Linked DNA regions of Homo sapiens: region 1 is linked to region 2. A link is a contact called in ENCODE Hi-C or POLR2A ChIA-PET data. All regions are on one chromosome and are shown on one strand. Each heading gives the region's core, a stretch centred on a gene start or an enhancer-like site at or near the end of the contact. The rest is flanking DNA. Distances are from core to core; before and after follow the strand shown.

What was found. Hi-C counts contacts between places; a loop is a spot of excess contacts on that map. ChIA-PET counts read pairs that join two places held with the same protein, here RNA polymerase II (POLR2A). Pooled maps may share reads with other maps.
Region 1: a pooled map shows a loop between it and region 2 (3-fold over the local background). The contact joins the promoter of EFEMP2 here to the enhancer-like site in region 2. A Hi-C loop is called at or near these places in 1 of 50 pooled maps. POLR2A ChIA-PET finds 5 or more read pairs at or near these places in 2 of 52 experiments (B cell and BJ).

The regions. Positions count from the first base shown.
Region 1 is chr11:65,871,127-65,876,127 of GRCh38, forward strand. EFEMP2 (EGF containing fibulin extracellular matrix protein 2) reads right to left here and starts at 1,674. Exons shown (of 11, transcript NM_016938.5): 1 at 1,557-1,674; 2 at 1,118-1,235; 3 at 844-892; 4 at 31-237. The coding sequence starts at 1,228. RefSeq lists a silencer at 2,677-2,736.
Region 2 is chr11:61,968,133-61,972,911 of GRCh38, forward strand. It overlaps LOC399900 (a long non-coding RNA gene), which reads left to right. Exons shown (of 1, transcript NR_187560.1): 1 at 1-747. Among named protein-coding and RNA genes, the nearest start is that of FTH1, 2.9 kb to the left of the region's middle. RefSeq lists enhancers at 369-438, 559-608, 3,745-4,039, 3,843-3,987, 4,651-4,779 and cis regulatory regions at 3,474-4,233, 3,479-3,990, 3,910-3,920. Within about 2 kb of position 3,244, at least 36 of the 41 ENCODE cell types and tissues checked have a DNase peak (open chromatin) inside an H3K27ac peak, as active enhancers do.

The DNA.
Region 1 (5,001 bases), core at 424-2,923, 3.9 Mb after region 2:
AAGCCAGGCACCAGAGCAGTCCCCACTCACCCACACAGCTGTCCTGATCGTCGGGCTCATAGCCTGGTGGGCAGGGGTTGGGGTGTTGAGCGGGAGGCACTGGTGGCGGGGGTCCCTCGCCGTGTAGGTCGTTGATGACGGCAGCGGAGCGGGGCAGGCACAAGTAGCCCCCGTAGTGGTTGATGCACTTCATTTCCCCCTTGCAGGCCTCAGGGATGGTCAGACACTCGTTGACATCTGCAGAGAGGGGCCTGCTGGGCACAGCCAGTCTCCTGGGCTGGCCCTGGAGGGAGCGGAGGCAGGAACCCAGCTCGGCCTTCTCTGAGATGTGTGGCCCCAGCAAAGCCTTCCCACTCTGCTCAACAAGCTAAGTCTGCCTGCTCAGGACCCCTCCCCAGGGTTGGCCAAGGCTGGAGATGGGGCAGCTGTTCCCACTGTTGCCCTCATTCTCGGCCTGCAAGTGGGTCTCTATCCCTCCCCACGGCCCTAGCCCTAGCTCAGCCCAAGATGGGGGGCCTCCTTACCCACCCCTGGGGACGCTACCCTCCCAGGTTGTGATGAGACAAAGAGCTGGGACAGGAGAGTGGTTCAGAGAAGGCGTACAGGATCCAGCTCCTCTGAGGGGTAGGGACAAGGTTTCCTGGGTTTCTGGGAGAGGATGAGGCCACCCCTAGCTCAACTGGCCTCCAGAGAGCCAGAGCTGGCCTCTGTGTAGCAGAGCTGGGCATAGAACGGGCTGCTGGGCTCCCACGGCAGTTCTTGGAGGTGGGGCTGTCCCTTGGAAAGCAGCTATCAATCCCTTTCCGGGTTCCTGGGGGTGTTTGGTCCCCCAGGCACACACACCCCGGCAGTGCTGGCTGTCTGGGTCCCACTCATAGCCATCTGTGCATTCCTGGAAGGGAACCAGAAGTGGCCAGTGGTCACCCTAAGATCTCCTCCAACTGGCCAGGCCAAGACTAGGGCCTGAGCCTGGCCACCCTCCGGCCTGCTCCAAACAATGGCCCCCAGCTCTCCACCAGCCAGGGGAGGAAGACTTCCCCGGCAGCAGTCACCCTGGGTCCCGGTCTCTTCCTCCCTACCCTTCCTGTCCCAGGCCAGCGGCCCTCACTGTCCCCACCGTGTAGCTGTCGGGCTCTTCAGAATCCTGAGGAGAAGCTGATCCCAAGAGCAACAGTAGCAGCGCCCAGAGCAGTAGAGACCCGGGTAGGCAGGAGGCGCAGGGGAGCATCCTGGGGCTGCGAGATGGTGGACACGGGTCAGGGGCCTCTGCCCGCGGCACCTCAACTCCCTGTACCGGGAGCCCGAGCCCAGCCCCCGCCACTGCCCGCTCAGGACCGTGCTTGGGCCTCGGGGCCTCCCAGGGCTGGGGGCCGACTCCTCACAGGCCCAGGTCCCAGGCCCGGGTCCCAGGCCCACCCGCCCCGGCCACCCCGCCCCCGCCCCGCGCCCCTGCGGCGAAGGCCGAGGAGCGCGGGCCTCTGTGGGCGCTACGCTGCCGCGGACTCGGCCGAGACTCCGGCCCACGCCCTCCCCCACGGACGGTCACAGCCACTCACTTGGGCCCGCGACACCCCCGCGGCCCGCGGCTCTGGCGGCTCGGCTGGCTCGGGCAATGCCTGCGGGCAGACGGACGGGCGGACGGCACAGCTCCCTGGACGCGCGGCCCCAGGAAGCGCCCCCCGCCCGCCCGCCTGCCGCGGCGCGGCCCACCCCGGCGCCTCCGCCCGCCCTTCGGCGGATTCCTGAGCCAGCGCCAGGGGGAGGGACCCCGACCCCCCGCTTCTCCGCCCCCGGCCAGCCACAGGCCCCTACCCGGTCCCCCGCGGCGCCGCCAGGAGCCGCCTCCCGGCGCCGGACCAGGGTCCCCCAGTGCTCGATCCTGGGGCCCCGACCTTGATGCCAGGCCCCCAGACTCACCCGGGGGCCCCCAGACGCTCACCAAAAATGTCATCCTGCTCACCTAGGTCCTACCTAATCTGCGCCCCCAGAATTTCATCCTGTGCACCCACACCGTAATCCTGGAGCCCCCAGATTCTCATTGTGCGCCTCCCGAGATCGTCCTGGGTACCTAGAGCCCACCTAACCCAGTCCTCCAGACCCTCAATCTGCTCCCTGCAAAATTTTATTCTCTGCCCCAGACCGTCATTGTAAAAGATCCTAAAACTTCATCCAGGGTCCCCAGACCCTCGCCCAGGAACGAGAGGCTCCCAGGAGCAGAACTGTCCTTCTCGCTCCCTCCTGCCCTCCACCCCCAGGACCGTCTTCAGCCGGGTGGTCCTTTCACTACACACGGCCTCCCCCACACCCTCCATCCACAAAGCTACAAGTTTGGGGGCGAGGGCGGCAGTTCCCTTTTGGCACAAAATGAATGGAAGCCCCTGAGAAGGAGGGCAGGGCTGATGTCGGACGTGCGGGATGCCAGAGTCGGGTGCCAAGGCGCCTCCTCGACCTCCTCGCACCAGCGTCCCCCGCCCGGTTTCCGCCTCCGCCCGAAGTGGGGGCGTGTCCTTGGGGCGGAGTATGGGCGGGGCTGGCTCCCAGGAAGGGCGTGGCCTCTGTTTGCCCACGTCTTTGGGCGGGGCCAGGCGGGAAAGCACTGCGTGTCCGGGGATCCCCCGCCTGGGGCCCGCCCTTCCTTTCCCCTTGCCATCCCTGCTTATCCCCGCAGTCGCCCTCCACGTGACCCCGGGGAGGGAGTCTGCCGAGGAGGGGACGTGCTGGTGGGTCCCGCGGCGAGCGCCTGGGGCTCAGGTGAACTGCGCAGTGCCCGCTCCTCGCCACTCTGCCACCACCATCCCTCCCAGCTGCTGGGGCAGAAGGTTAAATAATAGCTCTTTAGGGGCCGGACGCGGTGGCTCAAGCCTGTAATCCCAGCACTTTGAGAGGCCGAGGCAGGTGGATCACCTGAGGTCAGGAGTTCGAGACCAGTCTGGACAACATGGTGAAACCCCGTCTCTACTAAAAATATAAAAATTAGCCAGGCGTGGTGGCGCGTGCCTGTAGTCGCAGCTACTCAGGAGCCTGAGGCAGGAGAATCACCTGAACTCGGGAGGTGGAGGTTGCAGAGAGCCCAGATCACACTGCTGCACTCCATGGGTGACAGAGGGAGACTCCATCTTAAAATAATAATAATAATAATAGGCCCGACGCGGTGGCTCACGCCTGTAACCCCAACACTTTGGGAGGCCAAGGTGGGCAGATCACAAGGTCAGGAGTTCAAGACCAGCCTGGCCAACATGGTGAAACCCTGTCTTTACAAAAACACAAAGAAATTAGCTGGTGTAGTGGCACGTGCCTCTAATCCCAGCTACTCGGGAGTCTGAGGCAGAATAATCTCTTAAACCCGGGAGGCAGTTGTTGCAATGAGCCGAGATTGTGCCATTGCACTCCAGCCTGGGCGACAGAGCGAGACTCCATCTCAAAAATAGTAATAATAATAATAGCTCTTTAAAACGAGAAAGACAGTAACAAGTGTTGGCAAAGATACGGAGAAACTGGAGCCCTCATGCACTGTTGGTGGACAATGGTCTGGCAGTTCCTCAAAATGTTATCACATGACCTGACAATTTCACTCCTAGGTATACATACCTAGGATAATTGAAAAGATATGTACACACACACAAATCTGTACGCAGCGTTTATAGCTGCACTATATATAAGAGCCAAATGCAGAAACAACACAAAAGCCGTCAACTGATGAATAACAAGATGCAGTACATCCACACAGTCGAACATTATTCAGCCATAAAAACTAATGAAGTACTGATGCATGCCACAATATAGGTGAATTCTTTTTTTTTTTTTTTTTTTTAATTGAGACGGAGTCTTGCTCTGTCGCCCAGGCTGGAGTGCAGTGGCGCCATCTCGGCTCACTGCCAGCTCCGCTTCCTGGGTTCACGCCATTCTCCTGCCTCAGCCTCCTGAGTAGCTGGGACTACAGGCACCCGCCACCAGGCCCGGCTAATTTTTTGTATTTTTAGTAGAGATGGGGTTTCACCGTGTTAGCCAGGATGGTCTCAATCTCCTGACCTTGTGATCCGCCTACCTTGGCCTCCCAAAGTGCTGGGATTACAGGCGTGAGCCACCGCGCCCGGCCAATATAGGTGAATTCTTGAAACTACTATGTGAAGTGAAAGAAGCCAGACACAAAAAGCCACATATTCCATTTATTTTTTATTTTTTTTAGATGGAGTTTCGCTCTTGTTGCCCAGGCTGGAGTGCAATGGCATGATCTCAGCTCACCACAATCTCTGCCTCCTGGGTTCAAGCAATTCTCCTACCTCAGGCTCCGGAATGGCTGGGATTACAGGTGCCTGCCACCACACCTGGCTAATTTTGTATTTTTAGCCGAGATGGGGTTTCACCATATTGGTCAGGCTGGTCTCGAACTCCCGACCTCAGGTGATCCACCCACCCTGGCCTCCCAAAGTGCTTGGATTACAGGCGTGAGCCACCGTGCCTGGCCCACGTATTCCATTTATATGAAATAACCAGAATAGGCAAACCCAGAAAAACAGAAAGTAGATTAATGGTTGCCAGAGGAAGGTGGGGAATGGGGAGTGTCTGCTAATGGGGTCTGGGTTTTCTTTGGGATAATGAAAATATTCTAACACTAGATAGTAGTGATGGTCACACAACTATGCAAACATACAAAAACCCACTGAATTGTACACTTCAAAAAAGTGAATTTTCTTTGGGAGGCCGAGGCGGGTGGATCATGAGGTTAGGAGATCAAGACCATCCTGGCTAAGACAGTGAAACCCCATCTCTACTAAACAAATTAGCCTGGCGTGGTGGCAGGCGCCTGTAGTCCCAGCTAATCGGGAGGCTGAGGCTGGAGAACGGCGTGAACCTGGGAGGTGGAGCTTGCAGTGAGCCGAGATCGCGCCACTGCACTCCAGCCTGGACGACAAAGTGAGACTCTGTCTCAAAAAAAAAAATGTGAGTTTTATAGTATGTAATAATACCACAATAGGCCAGGCACGGTGGCTCACGCCCGTA
Region 2 (4,779 bases), core at 1,994-4,493:
GGTCCTTAGGTGGTCGAGCGCATTTTCTCTTCCTCAGAGTCCAGGAAGGAGCGCGATGGAGAAGTGGGGCGCACGGCGGGTTTCGGGTCCGCCCCTGCCCTTCCGACTCCTCCGACCACGTCTGCCTTTGGCTGAAAGCAAATATGGCTCCGTGTGCGGTTTCTGCAACAAAGGCTGGGCGGGCCGGGTTTCCCTAGGGATGGGGACCGCCTCCCCGGGGAGTCGTGGGGGTGAGCCACCGGGGCCTCCGAGAGAATCGCTGGTGTCGCTTCGCACCCAAGGGACACATCTCGGGTTAGAAAGGAGAAACGACGTGGATCTAAAGGCGAAGCCCATGCTGAGGACTTTTCAAAATGGCCTCTTATCGGCCCCACTCACAGGAGCTTCAGGCTTCGGTGGCCCTGTAGGACAACCCTGGGGTGTCATTGGAGAGAAGCTGACGGGGTTAATGGCGGGTGACAGGTGAAAGAGACCCCGGAGGGGTGGGGCCGGTGTGTGTGGCTAAGCTGAGTCCCAGGCACAGGGTGGATGTGAATTTATGGGTGGCAGAGCTAGAGCTAGGCCCTGCCCTTACCTAGGTCCTGGCTTCGAGGTCCACTGTTCTGTCGCGTCTTTTGACGCATCGGTGGAAGAACTGAATTTCAGGATGCTCACAAACCTGCAGCTGGAAGCTAGACTTCCAAACCTTAGTTTAAAAAAGCAACTCTACTGAAATACTAAAATAAATTGCCGACGGAATTAGGGTGATTTCTTGTTCACGGTTTCATTTAAAAATGCACCTATGTTATTTACAGGAAAAACGTTTTAGTGGTGCTAGAGCTACAAGAATAAGGTAAACAGAAGGATGCTGCTAGACCAGGAGTACCTTACCCAGTCTGGGATAGGAGGAGGTCGGGGAAGCCCTCCCTAAGCAAGACACGTGAGCTGAGTTTGAAGAAAAAGTTAAAAGGAAGGTGAAGTGCGGGAGAGAAACAGGGAAGGGAATTTGGAGCAGAGTGAACAGCATATGCAAAGGTGTGGAAATGTGGAAATGCATGGCCTGTTAAAGCTGCCTTAAGAAAATATGTTGCCTGGGGCTGGGCGCGGTGGCTCATGCCTGTAATCCCAGCATTTTGGGAGGCCGAGGCGGGCGGATCACTTGAGGTCGGAGTTGGAGATCAGCCTGGCTAACTAACATGGCTAAACCCTTCTCTACTGAAAATACAAAAATTAGCCGGGCGTGGTGGCATGCGCCTGTAATCCTAGCTATTCTGGAGGCTGAGGCAGGAGAATCGCTTGAACCTGGGAGGCGGAGGTTGCAGTGAGCCGAGATCGCGCCTTTGCACTCCAGCCTGGAAGACAAAACAAAACTCCGTCTCAAAAAAAAAAAAAAAAAAGAAAGAAAGAAAGAATGTTGGCCTGGAAAGTACAGTTTATGTTGGGGGATGCTGGTTAGGGTGGAGAATAGGGGCAAGATCGGGCAGGGTTGTGTTCCATAAAAAGAGGTTAAACTTGATCCTAGAGACAGCATAGAGACACCTCATTAGCTTTGTTTTTAGAAACCTTACACTGGGAATCTCTTAGGATAAGAGTATAGCAAAGTCACCATATATAGGATCCAAAGCTTTCCTTTATAACAGTAACCACCAGTTAGAAAATATGGGGAAAAAAGAATGGAAAAAAAAATGTTTTTCACTTACATTGACAACAAAAGCTTAAAGTACCTTGGAATAAAGTTAACAAGAAATATATAGAAAAAACTATAAATGCTTACTGCTGGACAAAAAATTCAAAAAGCCTAGCATAAATGAAGAGGTACCATATTCCCAAATGGTCGGTCAATCTTCATTCTGTAAAGATGTCAGTTTCCCCAAATAAGCATAAATTCACTGCAATTTCCATAAGAGGCAGTTTTTTGTTTTTGTTTTTCCTCAGCCATTACTGTCTCTGGGACAGTATTTTTTTTTTTTTTGAAACTTCACAAAATGATTCTAAAGTTCATTTGGAGGAGTCAGTGTGTTGATAGATTTGCATTTGGTGCTATAATAAAGGTACAGTAAAGTGCTATAAGCAGTATGGTACTGGCACAGGAAGAGATGACTAGATTAATGCAACAAAATAGTCCTGCCCCCCTATTATGAGAACTTGGTATATGCTAAACTGTTGTGTCACATTAGGGAAGAAAGAATGGGTTTAACAAATTATGTTGAAACAATTGACAGTCATGTGGAGAAAAGTGACTCACTCAGTATTTAAAAATACATTCCAGATAGATTAAAAATCCAAGCCTTAAAAAAAGTATAAAGTTTTGAGAAGAATATATACAAGATTATTTTTATAATTTTGGGGTAGGGAATGTTCTTCTGAGGCTGTCAGAAGCCGTAAAAGTACAGTTGGCAGGTTTGCCTATTTAAAAATGAAAAGCTGTAAGACAAAAGATGTTGTAAACAAGGTTAAAACAGAGATGACAAATTGGGATGATATTTGTAGCTCATGTAAGTGATGAAGATTAGGAACTATAATATATATTTGTATGTTTAATGAAGTACTATGTATGTGTCACACCTTTTTTTTTGAGATGGAGTTTTGCCCTTGTTGCCCAGGCTGGAGTGCAGTGGCTTGATCTCGGCTCACTGCAACCTCCACCTCCCGGGTTCAAGAGATCCTCCTGCCACAGCCTCCCAAGTAGCTGGGACTACAGGTGCCTACCACCACACCTGGCTGATTTTTGTGTTTTTAATAGAGACGGGGTTTCACCATGTTGGCCAGGCTGGTCTCGAACTCCTGACCTCAAGTGATCCACCTGCCTCGGCCTCCCAAAGTGCTGGGATTACAGGCATGACCCACCGCACCTGGCCTTATGAGACCCTTTTGATTGCCTGCGCTGGTGCTGTAGATGGTAAGCTCCTGGAAGGCAGGCATTGTTTCTGTCTTGTCTCTGCACTCCCAGCTTTTTGCAAATTGCTTGTTACTTGGTGCCCAGTATCTGTTGCATGAACAGATGGATTCATGATTGAATGTGGAGGATGGATGAGAGTGAGGCTAGAGGGCTGGGCACCAGTCAGGAGGCAGCAGCCTTAGTTATTAGTGAGCAGAGAAGATAGAACACAGATTTGACAGATCTGGAGAAGATCAAATGAACAGACTGATTGGCGAAAGTCGGGGGCCAGGGGTGGGCAGTGTGTAAGAGATCTCTCAGCTTTATGATTTGGTAGGCCTGGCTGCTGCTGCCATTCCCTGAGCCAAGGAGCACAGGAGGAAATGAAGGTTTCGGGGAAAGCCCTTGGGGAAGGCCTGCTTGGTTTTGGACTAGATGTGCTGAGTTTCCAGGCTTCCGGGATGTCCAGGGGGACAAAGCCAGCATGAAGCTCTCGGACCCACTGGAGGGAAGTCGGTCTGCTGCAGGGAGTAGGTTTCCTGAATCAGTGTTGGCTCCATGCTTGGCTAAACATGCATGTAGCTGCAGTGAACATCGCAGCAAGACTGAGGGACAGCTTGTGCTGTAGAAGGTCATTGGGAGGAGGCTGGCTGGGAACAATGGAAGGGAAATCTATTGGTGGGGGAGTGTGAGTGTGTGTGTGTGTTTATGATTGTTTATATGATTGCTTGTGTCCGTTCCCTACTTTCTGGTAACTTGAGGTGTCAGAACTGCAATGTCTAAGCCTTTAGATTCTTCCGAAGCTGTGGCCTGGTCTTGGGACCTTTGTTGACCAGGGTTCTACCTCCCCCACCCTCCAGCTCAGCTCCTCGTGACTTGGAGGCAGCAGAGAGTTTGGCTGGTCTCCCAGGACAGCCGCCTCCCAGGGCCAGGAGTGGCGGGAGGGACCTCAGATGAGAGAAGAGCCAAGCCGGTGGTTTCTGGAGGTTCAGCACATCCTGGAGCAGGAGGGGGCGGTGGTGGGGGTTGCGGTGGAGAGTTGCTGTCCCACCGTGACTCAGCACTCTGCTAGGCTGGGCTTGGGCTCAAAAAGTGCTTTGTCATGGAGGAGAAGAGCAGTCATAAGACCTGGAGGGCTGTGGCTTCACTGTGGAGGGAGGGAGGGAGGGAGGGAGGGAGGGAGGGAGAGTGTCCCCCTCCCCCCATTTCCTAATGGGACAAAGTCCAGAGGCCGGACTGGGAACAAAGGGGTCTGAGATCACTCAGGGGGGCCTCTGATGGTGTTTTTGCTGGCAAGCCTAGGTGTCACTTTTCCTACCTATCCCTCGCTCAGTGCCTTCCCGCCGCATGGGGAATTCTCAATAGATGTTGGGTCCCTTTCTCTTCTAGGGATTGTTATTGTGTAGTCACAATTTAGGATCCACAGCTAGGAAATCATAGACCCCCCACAAATTTTAAGGCTTTGGAAAGGACGTTAGAGCTTCCAAATCATCATGTTTTACAGATAAGGTGAGACCCAAAAAAGGTTAGGCTTGCCCAAAGCCGTAGAGTCACTGGCTGAAACACAAGCTGAAAACTAGGACAGGGCACATGATGGAACCCCGCATGGCCATTAAATACAGTAAGTGTGTTTAATAAGTGTGTTGCTGGAATGTGTGTGTGCAGGAATGCTATGTGAAAAGGCCAGACCCCAAACCGTTCCACAGGCTGATTGCAACAAAGAAAAACCTCAGGGCTGGAGACATAGATGAGGATTGGGAGAGAATGGGTTACGTGGTATTTTAACTGAAGAGCTGATGTTTTAAATGTCTGGGATTTCCCCTGAAGTGAAGTGAAGTAAAGCAGGAAATTCGAGTTTTGAAATTCAGACCAAAGGAAAAACAATACTAAATCAGTATTTGGGTACATTTCTGGATGATGCA